Regions from separate parts of the Homo sapiens genome. Here region 2 is linked to region 1. Evidence: read pairs that join two places in POLR2A ChIA-PET (ENCODE). Cell type or tissue: PC-9. All regions are shown on one strand. Each heading gives the region's core, and the rest is flanking DNA. Links, peaks and the distances in the headings are about the cores only.

Region 1 (9,907 bases), core at 644-8,643:
TAGCCAGGCTGGATTCGAACTTCTGACCTCAAGTGATCTGCCCACCTTGGCCTCCCAAAGTGTTAGGATTACAGGCATGAGCCACTGCGCCCTGTCTCTCTCTTTTTTTTTTTTTTTTAAGGATCTACTCCTTTCTTGTGAATCCACAATCCTGACAGCGTGTGCATTCCAGCTGCCACGGAGAAAGTGCTGGGTGCAGGGCCTGGGTTCAGATATAGAGTATTGGCCACCTCCAGGGTCCCCACTCCCTCAATACCCCTTTGGATGGGGCACCATGCCTGGAGGTGGGAGAGTGAGAGACAGGGAGGTGAGAGGGCTGGATAGCCCTCCTGGCTCTTGCCTTCTAGCAGGGGCAGCCACAGCCCTACCATGGCTGAGGGGAGCCAGCGCTCTCTGCTCTGGGAAGGGACTGCTTCCTGCCAGGTTCCCCTCTGAGAAGTGCACTTCCAAACCAAGTCCACAGGTGCCCCGAAAGAGACTATCCATGCAAGGGAGAAACAAGAAAGAGGATCTTTCCATTTCCGCTCCTCCCAGGTGGTGAGGATGTTCCAAGGCCAGCAGAAAATTTGTATTCCCCTCTGCAATGTCGGAAGCTCTGTGTCTTGCTATCTGCAATGATTTTGAGCTCTGTGAACAGAACATTTTCCTGCAAAGGGTGGGGAGCTCCTGACCCTCTGTACCCCTTTGCATCAAAGGGGACCGTCCCCTGATTCATGTGTGACTCGGGCCACCCAGTTCCATGTCCACAGACGGCATTCTGGTCACTTCCTTGCGTCGTTGTCTACGTGGAGTTCCTATCACTGCAACTTCCTTTATAATGAGTGAGATATCCTGGACGAAAGCATTGTGTGATCACGCTGCTGGGTGGCAGGTTTATTGATGTATTTCACCAACAGAAACCTTAGGATGGGATGCACTGGTCCAGCTGGTCATTTGGCTGGTGGTTGTGAAGATCCTGCCCCAGGGCTACCCCAGCACTTGGCCCTTTCAAGAACGGCTCGATTAGGACAGTGTTCCTGCCTCAGTCTTTGCTAAAGTGGCCGCCTCCTATGCATCTTTCATCACTCGTCTCAGGTGGCTGATTCTTCAGAAGCCTTTGTCCCTCCTGCTGACACTGCAACATATCTGTCCTCAGCACGACTTGGTGCTCAATTCAAACGTCTATGTCAGCACGCGAGTCCTGTGCTAGCTTCCTTGGACTGCTGTACTAAAATACTACAACTTGATGGCTTAAAGCAACAGACACTTGTTCTCTGCAGTTCTGCAGGCCAGAGCCCACAGTCAAGGTGTTGGCCGCACTCCCTCTGCAGACTCTAGGGGAGACTCCACTCCCTGTCTCTTCCAGCTGTGGGGGCTCCTGGCATTCCTTGGCTTGGGGCTGCACCTGCAATCTGCCTCATCTTCCTGGCCATCCCTGCTGTGTCTATGTGCTGTTATAAACTCTCTTTTAAGGATTTAGGGCCACCCTAATACAGGATGATAGGAGAAAGAAATCAGCTCAAACACCTCTCCACCGAGGGTGGCTGGGCTTCATCATCCCATCAGAAAAGAAGCAGGCACCTTTTCACCCAGTCGCCAGACCTTGTGTTTCTTTCTGGTGAGATTTGTACATGTTCTTTGAGCACATTTGGTGACACAGATCACCATCCAGAGATCCCCAGCCCTGTCCATGTCGGCACGGCTGGTCTCTTCCCTGGGATGGCTCCTGCCCTGGATCCACTCTAGTTCACGCTGTGCTTGATGCAGAAACCCACTCACGCCAGCTGTGCTGCCTCAGCATCTCCCAGGAGGAGACGGACACATCCCAGGGGCCTGCAGAAGGCAGGCCTCAGGAATGACAGGCCAGACATCGGAACACCTTTCACAGGCTCTCTCTGGACAGACTGGCGCTTGGCTTGGGAAGGGAAAAGAGGCCATCGATACCTCCTGGCCTTTTTTTTTCTTTTCTTTTCTTTTTTTGAGACAGAGTTTCACTCTTGTTGCCCAGGCTGGAGTGCAGTGGCACAATCTCGGCTCACTGCAAACCTCTGCCTCCCGGGTTCAAGCGATTCTCCTGCCTCAGCCTCCTGAATAGCTGGGATTACAGGCATGCTCCACCATACCCGGCTAATTTTTTTGTATTTTTAGTAGAGACTGGGTTTCTCCATGTTGGTCAGGCTGCCTCCTGGCCTTTTTAACTGTAAAGCTCTTAACGCTGACGAGGCTTGGGATCTCTTAGATCCAAACTGAAAAAATTCTGAGAGGTTTGCTGGCCTGGCTTGGGCCAAGTGTCCACCTCCTGGGGAACCAGCTGTGGCTGGGGGGCTGGAACCTGTCCTTCAATATCATGGGGATAAAAGGGGTGGGGAATGGGATGCTGTGGGGGCTGGGGCCTGGGGTGGACAGCACCGCGTACGCTTGCTCCTGGAGATGGCCACTTGGGCAGAGCTCCCTTCCTGGGGACAGAGAAGCCCACAGGCCATTCAATGCTAGTTAAAGTGTCAGGACTTGACAAGAGGCTTAGTATGAAGGAGAACACTTTCAGGGGACCAAGTCAGAGATAAGTCTGCAACCACAGCAATGGCCCTTTAGAAAGCATTTAAGAGGCCTGGTGCTTTTTGAGCTGCTTTGATGACGTGGCAATGGCTGGAGGGGAAAAGCAGCGGCACAGCTGCCTGCCATTGGCCTGGTCTTTTTCACTGTGCTCAGTGTTGTCATCACGAAGCCTCTCATGCAGCGCGATGTCAGGATGGGCCCATGCGCGGGTGGAAGGCATGTGGGGGCCATGTTGCCAGCTGCGGATGGACAGGCTTCTGATATCAGGCTGTGACAGCACTGTCATCTCCCAAGAATCCAGCATCCGTCTGCATGGATTGCATGCCATCCTTGAATCCACTCACTTGCCCAGCCCCTGAACCAACTGATGAATGTGGTGAAGTCTTCCCTTCGTCACCCCAGGTGCAGCCACAGCCTCTGCAGCCACCCTGGGGGAGAGACAGCTCCAGGTAAGCGCACCCGCCCCTGGTTACATGAATATCCGTGGTTGCGTTTCATAAATCTGGACTTTGGTGATGGGGGTGGTGAGGGGTGGAGTGGGGGTGATAAGGGGCAGAGGGGGGAGAATTGGTTCAAATTTATTTTTTTGCAATTTATGATGTTGTAGATCTACGTTCTATTGTATCAACAAATGAAGAAGATGGAATGTTCACTTCAACACTTTTCTTATTGTAGATGAAATATTTGCTCATGGAAATCATTTAGGAAATATAAAAACATGTAAAAAAGAAAATGAAAATCACTTGTAAAATCACAGTTAATCACTGTTAACATTCCAATGCATTTTCTCGGAGGTTTTATTCTTTATAGCATGGTTTAGAGCCATTTCTCAAAGCTGAAGGAACATATGCATCATCTGGGGATCTTGAGAAAATTCAGGCTCTGATTCAGAAGGTGCGAGTGGGGCAGGGTCTGGTGCTGATGCTCGGGTCCTGGAACCGCACGTTTGAATATGGAGGGTTAGAGCTGGGACTTGGGCTGCAAATGCCACTTTTACCAGGCAAGAGTGCTGACAGCAGATTATTTGACCTCTCTGAGCCTCAGTGTTCTCATATAAAATGGGGATAGTATCTACCTGTAGAAAGTTTGAAAAGAACAAATGAGGTAAACTAAGCTGAGTTTTGCCTGTTAACCTGGCATATAATGAGTGTTCCATACATTGTAACTACATTAAAATGAGCCAATTTTTCATCAGGACAATGAAGTTTGTGTATAGGGCTTAATATCCGGCTTACTTTCTCTTGACGTCATATAGTGAGCATTTTTCCAATATTAAAAATTCTCTGAAAACATAATTTTAATAGCTGTATTTTAACAACTCCCACTGTGCAGATAGGTCATAATTTATTTGAGCATTTAAGATGTGGAAATAGTTGCTTTTTTGTGTATTTTTAATAATCTAGTGAAATCCTGTTAACATAGTAGATATTTTATGAGAGTTACTGGTTAAAAATGTGTATTATACTTTCCTTTTCTGGAAAACGAGGGTTACAGGCATTTTTAGAAACAACAGCTGTAGCAACTTACAGACTCTCAGGCAGGGATTTTTTTTTTTTTTTTTTTTTAAGTTCTGAGGGTTTCTAACATCCTAAGGGCTCTTGACAAAAGTTAAAGAAAAACGGTTATATTACTCTTCCTCAAAGAACACTGCAACACAAAACCAACAAACAAAATCATTATACTTCTAACTACAGTGAGTAAAATTAGAGATCTTCAGACAAAGATGTTTCATGCCTTTGCTCCCAGTGATTGAGAAGATAACTATAGAGAAGAAAGTGAGCAAATGTGGGAATAATCCCTGACATTTTACAAAAGAATTGCAAACACTTTATGATCCTTTTGTACTTTAAGAGGTATTATTTTTGTCTATTTCATAGGCACTAACCCATTTCAAAGACATTTCATAGACACGTTATGGAATTTATTTGAACCTTTGGAATGATGTTCATTTGGAATCCTTCGTAGGCATTTTCCAAGGTTCCCATCTGAGTGGGCTCCTGGAAGCCTGCTGTGAACCAGGGCTGTGTGCGTGGTTATCCCCACAGTGGGAAGCCGGAGCTGGGTCCAGGCCGGGGTTGTGACCACTAAGGTGGGCTGCATGGCAAGGTATCCACCTTCGATGGAGCAGTTTTCATAAGACTAGGGGGTGCTTCGTTGGCAGCAGCTTTTGCCTATGGCACAGGATAAAGGTTAATTGTTTTACTATCTTTATCAAGGATTTTGAAGTGTGGTGAGCGTGAGAGACTACGTAACCAGAGTAGGGCGATGGCCTGTGGCCTCCATTCCCTTTGCCTCATAAGGGCAAGTGTAGCTGCGTGGCACTCAAACCTCTGAAAACGTTCTACTGAGATCCAGACCTTGCAGATGTGAATTAGACATTCACAAAAAGCCTCTGGTGAGAAGCTGTTATTCCCACCAAATTCTATTATTCTCTGGCTAGTAGACCCCAAAGTTCTCTCCCCAGAAAAGTGTGCAAACTACAGCTGAACCTTTTAAGTATCGTGGTCTACTCTTCCCCTGAGACCTGTCTCTCCATCATCCACCAGCCACTGGCTCTAGAAACACAGGCCTCTGGTTAAACCCTGTGTCTGCCCCACTGGAACCACTCTGCCAGGTCACCTCTCCTGGGATTTGTCATGGACTGAGCTCTATGCTTTTGGTTTTTCCTTGTGGGAATCATAAGAAAACCATGAGTCATGCCCGGTGTCTCTTGGCATATTTCTTTCTAGATTCCCGCAAGGAGCAAAGAGATTTTTGACTTTGTCTTCTTTTATTGACATTGAGGAGAAGCTTCTGACTCAGGCGAGCCTCACAATAAGCTGTTTTTCAACTTCAGTAGACCCGGTATGTGTTCATCTGCTCTGATACTGTTTTTTTTTGTTTTTTTTTTTTTTTTTAAATCAGTAATCATGTTTATCCTGGGCAGCGTTGCCAGGACAAATATTATTTCATTGGTTTTAACATCTGTTCACATGAAATCTGATATTCAAATTCACCCCGGCCTGTTCCCTGATAGTGAATATACGTTAATGTGCCCCAGGGGCAGCTCACACCCAGCGTCTGTAACCAGCACCAGTTGTTTTCACCTTTGGGGGATGTGTGCATTTCTTTTTTTATTTTCTGAAGTAATGCATGTTCATTTTAACACATTTAAATGAGACCAAAATAAAGTTACAAAGGAGTGCTTCCCCACCTTTCCTTTCTTCTCCTCCTCAGCAGGACCTGCTAAGGTGAGGTGTTCTGGAAGGGTCTCTGCTCCTAGCAGTCACTGGCAGCTTGCCCAAATTGGAGAAGTTTAACATCTCTTTTCTCTGAGAAGTAAAATGTGTTTCTTTGGTGGATGTGAAACCAACAAACCACTGTGGTGCCTCTCTACATCTGAAGGATGAGCCAGCCAAGCCAGGGGAACTGACGACCCCACACACGTCTGCACTGCTGTGGCCGTGTTGAACACGGACTCCTTCTTCAGGGCAGCCTTGGGCCATCGGAGGGCTGCTGTATGCAGTGACGGCCACCAAGTGTCCTTGGCCAGGGGAGTGATTTACAGGGACTGAGATCCTGACTTGTGACCCAGACACGAATGCATCCTTGTTCCATTTTGTTATTGCTCAACCGTCATCTGGCCATCCCCAAAGCCCACCTCTGTGAGAAAGGCCAGTGCTTGTCCTCGTGACACCCCTGAGACCTCGATGGAGCAAGTCCCAGGTAAGAAGGATCCAGGTCACTAACACACAGGGACACTTTGCTCCTGGACCTGCTGGCTGTCCCTCTAGTCATGGAAGGGTTTATGCTCACAGCAGTCCGAGACTGGAAATGTTCTTCCGTAGAGTGGGAAGTCACTTCATCCACTCAAGCTGCTGGAGGTAACTATAAGGGGCCAGGTTTTAAGAAGCTTGGCTTAAGAGCACCTTTAAAAATTATGAGTGGAAAACATGTCATGCCTAAATGAGCTGCTGGTGTCTGCCTCCATTCATGCAGAAGCTGGTCTGTGACCTTACACACATCTTCTTTTTTAGGAATTACTGTGAAGTCCAAATGGGCCCCAAAGCTGCCTGCCCCTAAGAAGGCCTTCTTATATTTACCCAGAGGTCTGTGCCTTGATTGAAAGGATAATATGAGGCAAAGGGAAGAAGCTGAAAATTTATTGGATGTTTTTAAGGAATTTATTTTATTTTAAAAATGTTTAATTGTGCTAAAATACATATGAAATGTATCATCCTAATCGTTTTAAGAGTACATTTCAGTAGTAAGTACATTCACATTTTTGTGCAATTTTCGTCAACATCTCAAGAAGTTTTTCATCTCCCCCAACTGACACTCTGTCCGCACTAAACGCTAACTTCCTACTCCCCTCTCCCTCCCCTAGTAACCACCATCCTACTTTCTGTCTCTATTTTCTGTCTCTATCACTTTGACTGCTCTAGGGACCTCCTATAAGTGGAATCATACAGTATTTGCTTTCTGTGTCTGGCTTATTTTACTTAGCACGTCTTCAAGGTTCATCCATGTCAGAGCATGTATCAGCCTCTTCTTCTTTTTAAAGGCTGAATGATATTCCATTGTATGGATAGACCACATTTTATTGTTGTTGTTGTTGTTGTTTTGTGACGGAGTCTCGCTCTGTCGCCCAGGCTGGAGTGCGGTGGCGGGATCTCCGCTCACTGCAAGCTCCGCCTCCCAGGTTCACGCCATTTTCCTGCCTCAGCCTCCCGAGTAGCTGGGACTACAGGCGCCCGCCACTACGCCTGGCTAATTTTTTGTATTTTTAGTAGAGACGGGGTTTCACCGTGTTAGCCAGGATGGTCTCAATCTCCTGACGTGATCTGCCTGCCTTGCTCTCCCAAAGTGCTGGGATTACAGGCGTGAGCCACCGCGCCGGGCCAGACCACATTTTGTTTATCCAGCCATCCACTGAGGGGCATTTGGGTTGCTTCCGTGTTTTAGCCATTGTGCGTGCTGCCGCTATGAATATTTGTGTATGAATATCTGTTGAAGTCTCTGCTTTCATTTCTTTTGGGTATAAATCCAGATGTGGAATTGCTGGATCGTATGATAATTATATGTTTAATATTTTGAGGACCTACCATTGTTTTTTCACAGTGGCTGCACCATTTTATGTTCTCACCAGGAGTGTACACAAGAGTTCCAATTTCTCCACATTCTTGTCAACTCTTATTATTTTCTGTTTTTGATAGTAGCCATCCAAAAGGGTGTGAGGTTATATCTCACTGTGGTTTTCATTTGTTCTTCCCTAATGATTTATGATGTTGTATTAGTCAGGGTTCTTTAGAGGGACGGGACTAATAGGATAGATGTATATATGAAAGGGAGTTTATTAAGGAGTATTGACTCACATGATCACAAGGTGAAGTCCCACAATAGGCTTCACCAATAGGCCGTCTGCATCAAATGGCCATCTGCAATCTGAGGAGCAAGGAAGCCAGTCCAAGTCCCAAAACCTCAAAAGTATGGAAGCTGACAGTGCAGCCTTCAGTCTGTGACCAAAGGCCCGAAAGCCCCTGGCAAACCACTGGTGTAAGTCCAAGAGTCCAAAGAACTTGGAGTCTGATATTCGAGGGCAGGAAGCTTCCAGCATAGGAGAAAGATAAAGGCCAGAAGACTCAGCCAGTTTAGTCCTTCCACATTCTTCTGCCTGCTTTATTCTAGCTGCATGGGCAGCTGATTAGATTGTGCTCACCCATACTGAGGTGGGTCTGCCTCTCCCAGTCCACTGATTCAAATGTTAATCTCCTTTGGCAATACCCTCACAGACACACCCAGGAACAATACTTTGCATCCTTCAATCCAATCAAGTTGACACTCAATATTAACCATCACAGATGTTGAGCATCTTTTCATGTGGTTATTGGCCATTTATATATCTTCTTTAGAGAAATGTCTATTCAAGTCCTTTGCCCATTTTTTGTTGTTGTTGAGTCATAACAGTTGCTTATATATTCTGGATATTAAACCCATATCAGATATGGAATTTGCAAGTATTTTTTCCCATTCTGCAGGTTGTCTTTCCACTCTGTTGACTGTGTCCTTTGACATGCAGCAGTTTTAAATTTTGATATAGTCCAATTTGCCTATTTCTTCTTTTAGGGCCCATCATACATTTTTAAAGAAAATCTTCTTTTGGTGAGAAGATCAAAGGGCCAGGCAGAAATGGAAAAGCACTTTCTGGCATCAGACTTCCTCTGACTTCTCCGGTTGCCACACCACTGAAAGACTGCCCCACAGTGCGAGGGACGTCCACATCTGCCTGGCTCTCCGAGGGATGAACAGCCTTCAGTTCAGCTTCCTGTCACACCCCAAAATCCACCAGGGCTCTGCAGTCATAGAGCCCTGGAACCCAGAGGTGGAAACTTAAAGGAATGAGTGCTCTCTCGCTCCAAAACCACAGATATCTGGTCCATAGAGAACCCACCACACTTGTATACATTTTCATACGTCTGCGCACATACACAAATGCACAAACACATGTTCAGCTGTTGATAATCATCTGATCTTTTGCTCTTTCGATGTAAATATGGCCAGATATCTCTGGCTTTAATTCTCATTAAAATTTTGAAAGTTATACTTTCTATACAATATACATCATGGATGTCCAATCTTTTGGCTTCCCTGTGCCAGATTGAAAGAAGAAGAATTGTCTTGGGGCCTGGCGTGATGGCTCATGCCTATTAATTCCAACACTTTGGGAGGCGGAGGTGGGAGGATCACCTGAGATCAGGAGTTCACGACTAGCCTGGCCAACATGGTGAAACCCCCCCATCTCTACTAAAAATATAAAAATTAGCGAAGCATGGTGGCACATGCCTGTAATCCCAGCTATGCAGGAGGCTGAGGCAGGGGAATCACTTGATCCCAGGAAGCAGAGGTTGCAGTGAGCCAAGATTGCACCATTGCATTCCAGCCTGGGCAACAGAGTGAGACCCAGTCTCAAGAAAAAAAAAAAAGAATTATCTTGGGCCACACATACACACATAAAATACACTAACACTAATGATAGCTAATGAGCTAAAAAAAATTTCAAGAATATCATAATGTTTTAAGAGTTTATGAATTTGTGTTGGGCCACATTCAAAGTCATTGTGGGCTGCATGTGGCCCGAGGGCCGCAGGTTGGACAAGCTTGATATACATATTATGTATATTATATATTTCTGTGAAAACAGAATAAATCCAAGACTGAGGATCTAATTCCAAAATTCATTTTTGTAGGCATTCTGAGACTTAACTATTTTTCTAGTCACATAATAAGGAAAGGATCCTTACAGAAATACTGAAAGCTCTTGGTTCTGCCTTTGCTGATGTTTTCTCTTTTCTCTATTCCCTCTCCCTTCACACTCGTCCTCATTCTACAGCCT
Region 2 (9,907 bases), core at 920-8,919, 150 kb before region 1:
TAGAGTATGAGCTTTGTGGAGAGTTGCACTGGACCCACAGAGAAGGCGAAGGAGTGCCAACTGGAATTCTGAAGTGGATTTGCCATGCATAAGAAGCGAGAACGCTGTGAGGTTTCACGCCTTTGGGTTTTGTCCCACTTTCCGAAGGAGATGATGTTGAGACTCAGAAAGCACTGAGCATTGATTTCTATAAGCCAAGGAAATAGATTCGACTCCAACAAGATAACTCTATTATTCAGAAAACTTTTCCCCTCTTCCAGTCTTTCCTGCTTTGGGGACCACCGCCACGTTCTGCCTTCCACCTGTAACCCAATCATTGCAGCTGATTAAAGGGCAGACGTGGAAACTGACATGATGAGCTCTTTTCTTAACTGTCTCCCTTGCTTGCTCCATCCAGCAGATAGAGGATGGCTTTCCCTTGCTGTTCATTCACCAGAGCTGCTGGAGCCCTTCACATTTTATTATGTTTGCTTACAGAATAAACGTGGAATGAAATGTACAGAATTCCCTGAAGCTGATACTGCCATAGACAGGGATGAACGGCAACACTGCCTCCCCGCAGAAAGCTCCAAGGCTTAAGCCTTGCACAGACCAGTGGATGCTGCTAAACCCAGAGCTTCTTGAATTCCTCTTCCTGATTGGTCCTGTGTACATGTCAGCCTCCTGTCAAGGGCTTTGATACTGGATTTCTTAGAATTCAGAGGAAGTTGTTTTGCAGAGTTTGTAAGTTAGTGTAAAATGAATTCTCTGTAAGGCTCTATGTTTACTCTTAGTAGAGAAGACCCCAGGTTGCAGGTTGGCTCAATCAAGCACTCATTCATTTATCCAACACCAAGGAGTGCCTAGCATGTGCCAGGCACAATGAATGCAAAGATGAAAAGGGCTCAGCCACTGATGGCTTCTCAAGAAGTTCAGGCTGGTGAGTTGGTGGAGTGACAAGCGTGCAAACAGCCTCTGAGGCTTTGCATGAGAGATGAGGTCTTCATGAGACACTCCCACTGCACAGAAGCTGGGGTGGCCCATGACTTGGGACAGTGCAGAAAGCCTCCCAGAAGAGCGGCATTTGGTGGGATCTTGAAAGAGGAAAAGCAGTTTTCTGGGTAAAAAAATAAGGGACAGTTTGAGTGTTGGGCCCTGTGGGTGAGAGAGAGCTGCACCCAACCCCTCCTGAAAAATCTGTTCCTGTGTCAATGCAGGGAACACAGTGTGGGGGCAGAGAGACATGGCAGGAGACAGCTGGGGCGGAGGGTGAAGGGCCAGCAACAGGCTGACAGCAAAGAAATGGAAATAAAAGAGCAGCATGGCTGATGGTGGACAGTGGAGGTGAAGCAGGGGGATGGGAGCCCGGAGGCTGGGGGCAGGGGGAGCATGTCCCAGAGAGTACCAGGGTCACAGCCACATCACAGCTCAGCAGAGGGGCAGCCTTGGCAGGTGCTTATTTGGGAGGTGGGAAAGGTAGAAAAAGGGGGCTTCCTGGAGGCTATAGGCTACCTCTGCGATTTCATTCAGAGAGGTGACAGGTCTGTCATGGTCTCGGGGACACTGGGAAAGGAGCAGAGTTTAGGGGAAGAATCAGGGAGTTGATGTAAGATCCAAGAAATGGGCCAAGCAGGAAAAATCCAAGAGGGTAGGAGAGAACCAGACAGGGGATCTGTCCAGGGCAAGAGAAATTCATGGAGCAGAGGGAGCTGTGAGAGCAGCCCAGGGCTGCAGGTGCATCCAGCGCTCCAGTGCCCAGCACAGCCGTGAGCCGGGTCAGGGAAGCGGGAGACACCCGAGGACCAGGTGGTGGCCAGCAGCAAATGGGAGATGACCAAGTGGGGACAGGGGGAGCATATGCCTCTTTCAAAAGAAGAGAGAGGGGGAGCAGAACTCTGATGGGTACAGTTGAGGGAAGAGTTGCTCCGAGACGTGCGACTTGGCCTGTTTGGAAAATGGTGCCCCTGCTTACTCTGCAGGGAGCTAAAGCTGTGCAGCCCCTTCTCGCCTCTGCCTTCACCCCTAGAGCTCTTCTTCCCTCACCCTCACCTCTTCCCTCCCTCCCACCTTCGTTCCATCCAACTGTGGGGCCAGGTGGAGTGGATGTCCATCTTCAATCCTCTCTCTTCTGCTCTAACCCGATTCTGTTGATTTTGTGTAGCCCTATCTGCCTTTCCACTGCAGTTTTTGATTGTGTGACCATCTTGTTTCTTAGGGAGGAGGGCTGGTGCGTCCCTTGTCTTCTCGTCACCATCCCACAGAGGCCTGGACACAAGAGAGGCACAAAGAGAAGGGACTCACCTCTGTAGCTGGGAAGAGTCCACAGGGGTCACACAACCCCCAGGATCTGGCTGATGCCTGTGCCCTGCCCCCCATGGCATTCGCAGTCCCCAGGTGTGGGTCATGTGCTCCAGTGATGGGGAGGTTACCCCTCCGGAGCAGCCTATTGTTATCTTCGTAATCACAGTGACAGATACTAACACACCACAGGACTTGTGGCAGGACATTCACAAGCGGGTTCTCACTCCCTATGAGACTGCGGGTGGCTGGCTCCACTGCTCCCTCCACAGATACGCAAGCGGTGCTTGGAGCAGACTAGTGGCGTTGTGCAGGAGCACAAGGTACGGAAACAGAAGAGCTGGCTGGGAACCCAAACCCAAGACACGCGCTTTCCCCACCGTGTCGCACAGCCTCATGAGATCGCCATATGTGGTACCTCGTAGGTGTGGAAGGCACCTGGAAGGCACTAAGCTGTGCGGTTGGGTGGCAGAACAGGTCCTGACTGGAGGAGCTGCTGGCAGCACTCTGGTGAGAGGCTTTGAAGGGGACTGATGGGTTAGCAAGGTGTGCCTGGTGCCCGGTGGGTTCAGAGGCAGAGACCGGGTTTTAGCCTGGTACTTTCTCAGAGACCTGCCTGACAGCACGGACAGGCTTCCAGTCGGGTGAGTCACGGTTGGTCTAGAAGGGCATGAATCTTGTAGGGACTCCCCATGGAAGATGCTGGCGTGCTGGGGGTGGGAGGCCTGGGAGGCAGTGGAGGTGTGGGGGATGGAAGGGTGTCCTGGGGCCTCCTGGAAGGAAGAAGAGGCCTGCCTGCCTGGATGAAGTGAAGTCTCCCCCCAACCACCCCATGAACCCTGCTTCCTGCTTATCTTATTTTATAAACTAAGAACAGAAACAATAAAAACAAGCAGACAACAATACTTCAAACAATGAAAGGAAAACTGTGAGGCAGAGTGAACCCTAGGAAAAAATAATTTAAAACAATGAAGTTTTCAATAACGTAAAGATCATCTGAAAGCAACGCTGGGGTTTTGGGGCCCAGAAGCCTCCTGGGCTTCCCGTGGGTCCTCCAGGCTGCTAGGGTGCACAGCCACCCTTGGGACTGTGTGCTCAGCCCTTGGCCTCGGCTCCTTGTGGCCCCTCTCTCCCTGGTGGACCCCCCCACATCTGGTGTGCAGTATTCCTGACCACAGCGAAGCTGGCCAGTCTGAGACTGCCCCAGTTGGGATGCCATGTCGGCGTCTTTGGGTCGAAGCCCCTGGGAGGAACACAGAGTCAGTGCCCTTGGACCTGCCTGCTCAGTCCCGTGATCAGTGTCACTGGATGCCAATGTGGAAGACCCATGGCTGAAATTTGCAAATGACAGAAGTCTGTCAAGATGTTGAATTTGCTGGAAACAATTCCAGAGGCAAAGAGACCTCCCTGGGCTGGATTCTGCTGCGAACACCACATGCTGAAATGTGACTGTGATGGAGCTGCTTCTGCACCCCAGTGTGAGCTTCAGAGGCCTCTCCTCTCTTGCCGCATGAGGAACGCCAGCCCCACTGGGGGTAATTTGTCTATGATGCTACCTCATGGAACACATGGAAAGTTCCAAGTTTCATGGAACATGAAAAGATACACGATGCATATTCCTTTATGAATTCCTGCCAGGAAAAGTTGGTCTGGACTACCTGCCTAGTAGGCATCCTTTTACCAGCCATGGGAAACCTGTCATGCTTCCCTCTGTGCTCTATTTTCCAGGAAGCCTGCGCAAAAGCTTGCTTGGATGTAATAACCAGCTTATTTCAAGAAACTGGAGGACTTTTCTCTGCCAGGTCTGTTCTTTCATATACTTGTAGCTTCTCCATTTTGCCTTGTTGTGTGCTGTTTACATGCATGTTTTTTATAAGATATTCAAATGCCTGTGTAGTTAAGCAATGAGTGTTATTTCATTTTATTTATTTACTTATTGATATTTTGAGACAAGGTCTTAATCTGTCACCCATGCTGGAGTGCAGTGACGTGATCTTGGCTCACTGCAGCCTTGACCTCCTGGGCTCAGGGGACCCTCCCACCTCAGCCTCCTGAGTAGCTAGGACTACAGATGCGCACCACCATACCCGGGTAATTTTTGTATTTTTTGTAGAGATGAAGGTCTTGCAATGTTCCCCAGGCTGGTCTCAAACTCCAGGACTCAAGCAATCTGCCCACCTCGGCCTCCTAAAGTGCTGGGATTAAAAGGGTGAGCCACCACACCCGGCCAGTAGGGGTTATTTTAAAGTCTGACTCTTAGATACAGAAAAGCCACTGGTAAAGAATGGTCAGGCAGCAAAGAGTTGCTTTAGCAACGGGTAGGCTGAAAATGCCTTGGAGGAGTCAGGCCGCTGTAAATAGAGTGAGACTGGACAAGGGCGTGACTGTACGGAGACCTGAGACGGAAATAGCCAACCACGTCAAGGCTGTGGAAGATGCTCAGGCCACATCCCCTCTAGAGCATGGCCTCGAGTCCTAGGCTGGGCTTCAAGAGGGGTGGGGGCAGGCTCTGGGTGTTCAGTGTTCAAGCTGATGGGCCGTGTTGGTCAGAGAATGAGAGGGACTGAACCGCGGTGGTAATGTTTGGAGGATGTGGCTGTGGATTAGACTAATTCTGTGCGCTCCTGGCCCAGTGAGGAGAAGCTGGCTGAGTGCAAAGCCTCCCCAGGCCTTCTGCATCTAGTGGGAAGTAATGGTGATGAGGTCCCCGTCAAGGAAGGCATTCAGGAGGAGGCACTTGACCATTTTCCTAGGATGGAGTAGAGGGGCTTTGTGCATGAGGTAGGGTTGAGTTTCTGAACCTGAGAGTCAATTATCCACCTCCTATTGACAGGCTGACATGGGAAACCTCAGCAGATCCATGCAAACACACAGATTCTACCAGGGGCCATGAGGAGCGTCCCCGCATCTGAGCTGGCCTCCTTGTCTCCACTTTTTCAGGACCTGACACTGTGTCCCTCAGCCTGCTGTTCATCTGCTTGGTGTAGGTTGGGTAGCAGGTTCTGGGAGAAGAATGGGGGACTGAGGACTTGGAAACCTTCCTGTGGGATGTTCCTGGGCTGGGGGTGAGGTGTGGAGGGGAGGAGGGGCCTGTTGGTTCCTTGTTTCTGAAGCTGAGGCTTTCAGGCTGGAGCAGTCAGGTCTGCAGGAAACACCATCCCAGGCCTGTCTCCAGCTTCCCTTCACTTCTCTATCCTAAAGTTCTCCTGGGGGTTTTGGTTTCAGAAAAGTTCCTGTTGACATAAGGCTTTGGGCACTTTGGGTGACTTTGCCTCATTGGCTGCTGTATTTAGGCAGTGAGGAGGGGTGTGATGGGTCTGTGGATGTGGACCTCAGGGCCGGGAATACAAAGGTGAGGCGCATCCCAGAATGTCACCGTGACATTCAACAACTCCACTCCACATACATGGATTGAGCTCCCAGGAGCAAAGCCAGGGAAGCCACAGGGAACTCCTGAGTGCTCAGAGGCAGCGTCAGGAGCAGCGGATCCTCATGGAATGGGGCCAGGAGCTCCAGGAGGCAAACATAGGGTGCAGGATGGGAGGTCAAGAACAAGCCCTGCTGAGTCCCCACCCTGTGCCAAGTGCAGTGGGCACAGGGCTGCAGAAGTGTCCAAGGCTCGATTCCTGTAAGGAGCTGAGTGTGGAGGGCTTGGGACATTGGGGGAGGCCACTGTATGCCTAGGAACTGTAAGGCACAGTGTGGCCAGCAGACGGACACCCCACAAGGCCCATTCACCCATGATGTGGAGGGTCCCCCGGCGTTGGGCTATGCAGAAGTCCCAGTGGTCAGTGAATTGGGGATTTTGACACAAGAGCTAGAGGGGCACAGCAAGGGGCAGTGACTTGTGTGTGTGTGTGGGGGGGGGCGGGTCACAGTGAAGAGGTGACACCCTCATCCGTCAGGCAGGAAGTGAGGGCATCCATGCAGCTGGCGCAGGCGTCCACTCTGTGGGCAGCAAGACCAGGCGTCACTCCCCCTGTTTTGTAGCCCACTAACTCTGGGCCTTGTTGGCTTCCCGGACATTTGTTAGTAATAGAGAAACTGATTACACATGTGACCAGGCTCTCTGACAATGATTTCCCTCTAACAATTTCCAGGTTTTTAATCCAATTCATCAGCCATTCTAGAGTGAGTGCTTCACGAAGTCCAAGTAAGGAGCTGGCAATAATAATAAAAACTGAAGAAAGGAGAGAGGGGAAGGAAACTGAGGCCATCCCAAAGATTAAGATAAGTTTAAGCAAGCCCAGGAATGAAGAGCAGGAGTGGGGAGGCCATCGGCGAGGTGGAGCTGCTCAGGATGGGGCAGCTGCCTTGTGCTGGCCACAGGCCAGTGTGGGGAGGAAAGGGTGAGCTCTTGGAGCTCCTGGCTCAGCCTCGCTTCCGAAGCAGCATCCCTCATCTCAGTACTCTACCCCTCGTCTCAGTACTCCACCCCACGGCTCACTTTCTGTCTGGAAACCTTTCCACAGTCAAAAGACTCCTCTCAAGTCCCAAGAGCACCAACTCTCCACTGTTCAGAATCCCATCTCACCCACCTTGTTGCCCTTGTGACTGGATCCATGTCCACTGCGGAAGGAGTGTAGAGGTGTGAGAAAGGCCCAGAGAGGCGTCCCGGGTGGCTCCTTTCTCTCTGGAACCAGGACTGCAATGTAGCCTGGGTGTTCACCATTATGGACTTCCGAGCCTTTTAGACAAAGGGCCATTCATTACCATCAACGGTTCTCCGGAAAGCGCCCTAGAAGCAGCTCCCTCCTTGCCTGTGGGTCCAAGTTGTCAGGGTCTCCCTCTCAGTGTGGAAGCATCCTTGGGCTGGCCAGCCCCCGTGGAGTCACTTAGGGAATCTGGCAGGCTCCCATAGGCAGGGGCCACCCAGAGGAAGGACCTGCATACTACCACCCTCAGGGAACAGCCTGGCCAGGCTCTCAGCGGGGGCAGCATTTGAGGCTCTGAGAAGCAGAGCTGATGTCTGGCTCGGGCAGACTGGCCAGAACAAAACAGCCGATCCAAGGCAAGAGTTCCAGCTGGCAGACAAATTTCCCTGTGGGACCCACGGACCTGATGTTCTGCCCATGAGTCTCAGGGTGAGAGGGTGCTGGGGTGCGGTGGGCCCTGGCAGGACCCCCCTGTTCCCATCTCAACCAGAGAGATGCCACTGGATCAGTTTGACACATTGCAATCCCACGGAGGTTTTGGGGGATGCAGGGAGAGGTTTGCTCTTGCTGAGATGTTCGAGACCATTCGCGCAGCAGACGAGGCATGCGAGGCGCTCTCCCATGTGGTGGCTTCTTCGTCTCAGCCCCACCTGCTGCTGCCACATAAGTGCCTCACTTGTTTCTTCGTTGCCTTCCGTCCCCCCAGCACAGGAGCTGCCATGGGCTCAAGTTCTGTGCATTTTGTTCCTTGTTGGGTTCCCCACGCCTAAAACTGTGCCTGGTTCATGTCAACCCCTAAGAAATATTTGTTAATTGAGCAAGTGAAGTGCAGGGGTGGGATTCAGGAGACCCAGGTGTAAACCCAGCCCCACCGCCTGACTTTGATGAAAGGATTCAACATCTCTATTCCTGAAGCTGAGACCATCCCGGCCGCTACTGTCCACAGTGGGTGAGTCCTGGATTCCAGATTCCATCCGCACAAGGCTGAGGATGGCTCTCCTGTCTCCTAAGTGAATATCCGAGGTCGGTTCCTCCTCAGCAGCCCAGGGTGGAGGTGAGGCTGGCCAGCGGAGGGAGGCCCCACAGGTCATCTACCAAAAACCTACACTGGGACAGCTTTCCCCACACGGCGGGCAGCATTCTTCACGCTGTCCACACAGGGCCCTTCACTCAGAGCGGCCCACAATGCTCAAGCTCCCTGACACAGCCTTTGGGTCCCTGCTGATGTAGGGACCCCATGACCTGGATTCCAGGGTCTTCATCACCTCTTGGCCCTGTGGTTGTGGGAGAGTCACCTCTCTGGGCCTCGGTTTCCACATCCATAAAATAAAATTAAGATGCTCACATCACAGGTGACGGACGAGGGGTAACAGAGGTCACAGCTTGCAAGGCCTTTGGTGCAGTGCAGGGAACAGTGCATGCTGGACGCCCCGTCAGCCCCCATTGTCTGCCCCCTTCTCATTATTTAGGGTGCACGGGCTCAGACCCTCCACCTCAGAGCCCTCAGGGAGCCTGGGGACATTCCACTCTCAAACAATATCCCAGAACCCAGGGCATTTGAGGATTCCAGAGTGGAAGTTTCAGCTAAGCGATGCCAAGAAGGAATCTGCCGTTGAACTGAAGCCCCAGCCCACCTGGGGCAGTGGGAGCTGGTGTGGCCGAGGGCCTGGCTTGGCAGGTGCCTGATCCTGACCTCACGCAGCTCCTGGCCCTCACCTTCCTCCAGGCAGTGACCTGCAGGGGAGGGACCAGGCCATTTCAGGGATGTCCCTGGGAAAGCGGGAAACACAAGGACAAGAGAAATTTACTTACTGGTGTCACTCATGAGGTTTCTCTTGTGCTAATGAATTAGCCAAACGATTCCTCTTCCATGCCATCAGAGGGAGTTTTAGGGAGAAAAATCATGTCTGTGCCATTTGAGGACTCACCCGCTGTGGGACAGTAGTGGCCGGGATAGTCTCGGCTTCTAGAATAGACCGTGCATCTCAAAACGCCTGAAAAGGAGGGGAATGGATGCTGCCACCGTGAGGAGGCCCGAGCAGACAGCCCCGGGAGCCTGGGGTTCTCTCTGCTTGGCCCTTGCGACCCTTGCTGTGCAGCCTGTCCCATCCGCCTCCCTGAACGTCAGCAGGATGGCTGTTGCTGTTCCTGATGTCATATGCAGGAGTCCAGTGGACAATACAGAAGGACTGTCCCTTCCATGGGAAAGGAGCCTTTTCTGTGGCCCCTACCAGGCCCTGGTCCCACAATCAATGATGATGCCAGGTCTGGCCCATGGGCAGGGACAAGGCCAGTGCACACTGGGGTTCTGTCAGCAAAGAAGGGAGGTGGGCATACGGTGACATGACAGAGCCGACCCCAGTGACGGGTGGAGGACCTGCTTTTCTCCTGTGTGTGGGGACAGTGGCCCCAGTGACAGGCAGAGGACTCTCTTCCGTCCTGTGTGTGGGGACAGTGACCCCAATGACAGGTGGAGGACCCTCTTCCCTCCTGTGTGTGGGGACAGTGGCCCCAGTGACAGGCAGAGGACCCTCTTCCCTCCTGTGTGTGGGGACAGTGACCCCAATGACAGGTGGAGGACCCTCTTCCGTCCTGTGTGTGGGGACAGTGGCCCCAGTGACAGGCAGAGGACTATCTTCCCTCCTGTGTGTGGGGACAGTGACCCCAATGACAGGCAGAGGACCCTCTTCCCTCCTGTGTGTGGGGACGGTGTCGCCCAGGGGCAGGTGTTGTACAGGCCTCCCAGGAGGCTTCATGAGACGCGCTCAGCAGAGCCGTGTGGTCATCAGGGTGGTGGCAGGATCAATATGGCGGTGATCATTGTTCTCTGCCCTCCTTGCCTGCTCCCTTTTCCTGTGTCTCTCATCCCTCCCCCTCTCCCTCTGTTTCTGACCCTGGAGCGAGGCGGACATTTGAAGGCTTCATCCAACTTCTGCTTCCTCCCGCTCAGACCTCATTAGAGGCCAGGGTGTCTT

What was found. ChIA-PET counts read pairs that join two places held together with the same protein. Peaks named below come from ENCODE experiments on the same cell type or tissue, not always from the same donor. Only the 100,000 strongest peaks of a DNase experiment are listed, where the experiment ranks them.
Region 2: POLR2A ChIA-PET joins it to region 1 with 10 read pairs; 3 of 35 experiments call an interaction of 5 or more read pairs at or near these places.

Annotation. Positions count from the first base shown.
Region 1 is chr2:236,771,646-236,781,552 of GRCh38, forward strand. LOC105373949 (a long non-coding RNA gene) reads left to right here. Exons shown (of 5, transcript XR_924026.3): 2 at 2,689-2,984; 3 at 5,265-5,379; 4 at 5,755-6,240; 5 at 8,641-9,748. Among named protein-coding and RNA genes, the nearest start is that of ACKR3, 210 kb to the left of the region's middle. RefSeq lists enhancers at 2,252-2,752, 2,753-3,253. In PC-9, for the core only: no CTCF peak of the experiment used is centred there; a DNase peak (open chromatin) is centred at 5,446; H3K27ac peaks cover 2,083 bases; H3K27me3 peaks cover 388 bases.
Region 2 is chr2:236,619,460-236,629,366 of GRCh38, forward strand. No RefSeq gene overlaps it. Among named protein-coding and RNA genes, the nearest start is that of ACKR3, 55 kb to the left of the region's middle. RefSeq lists enhancers at 3,201-4,063, 7,321-7,820. In PC-9, for the core only: no CTCF peak of the experiment used is centred there; no DNase peak of the experiment used is centred there; H3K27me3 peaks cover 6,963 bases.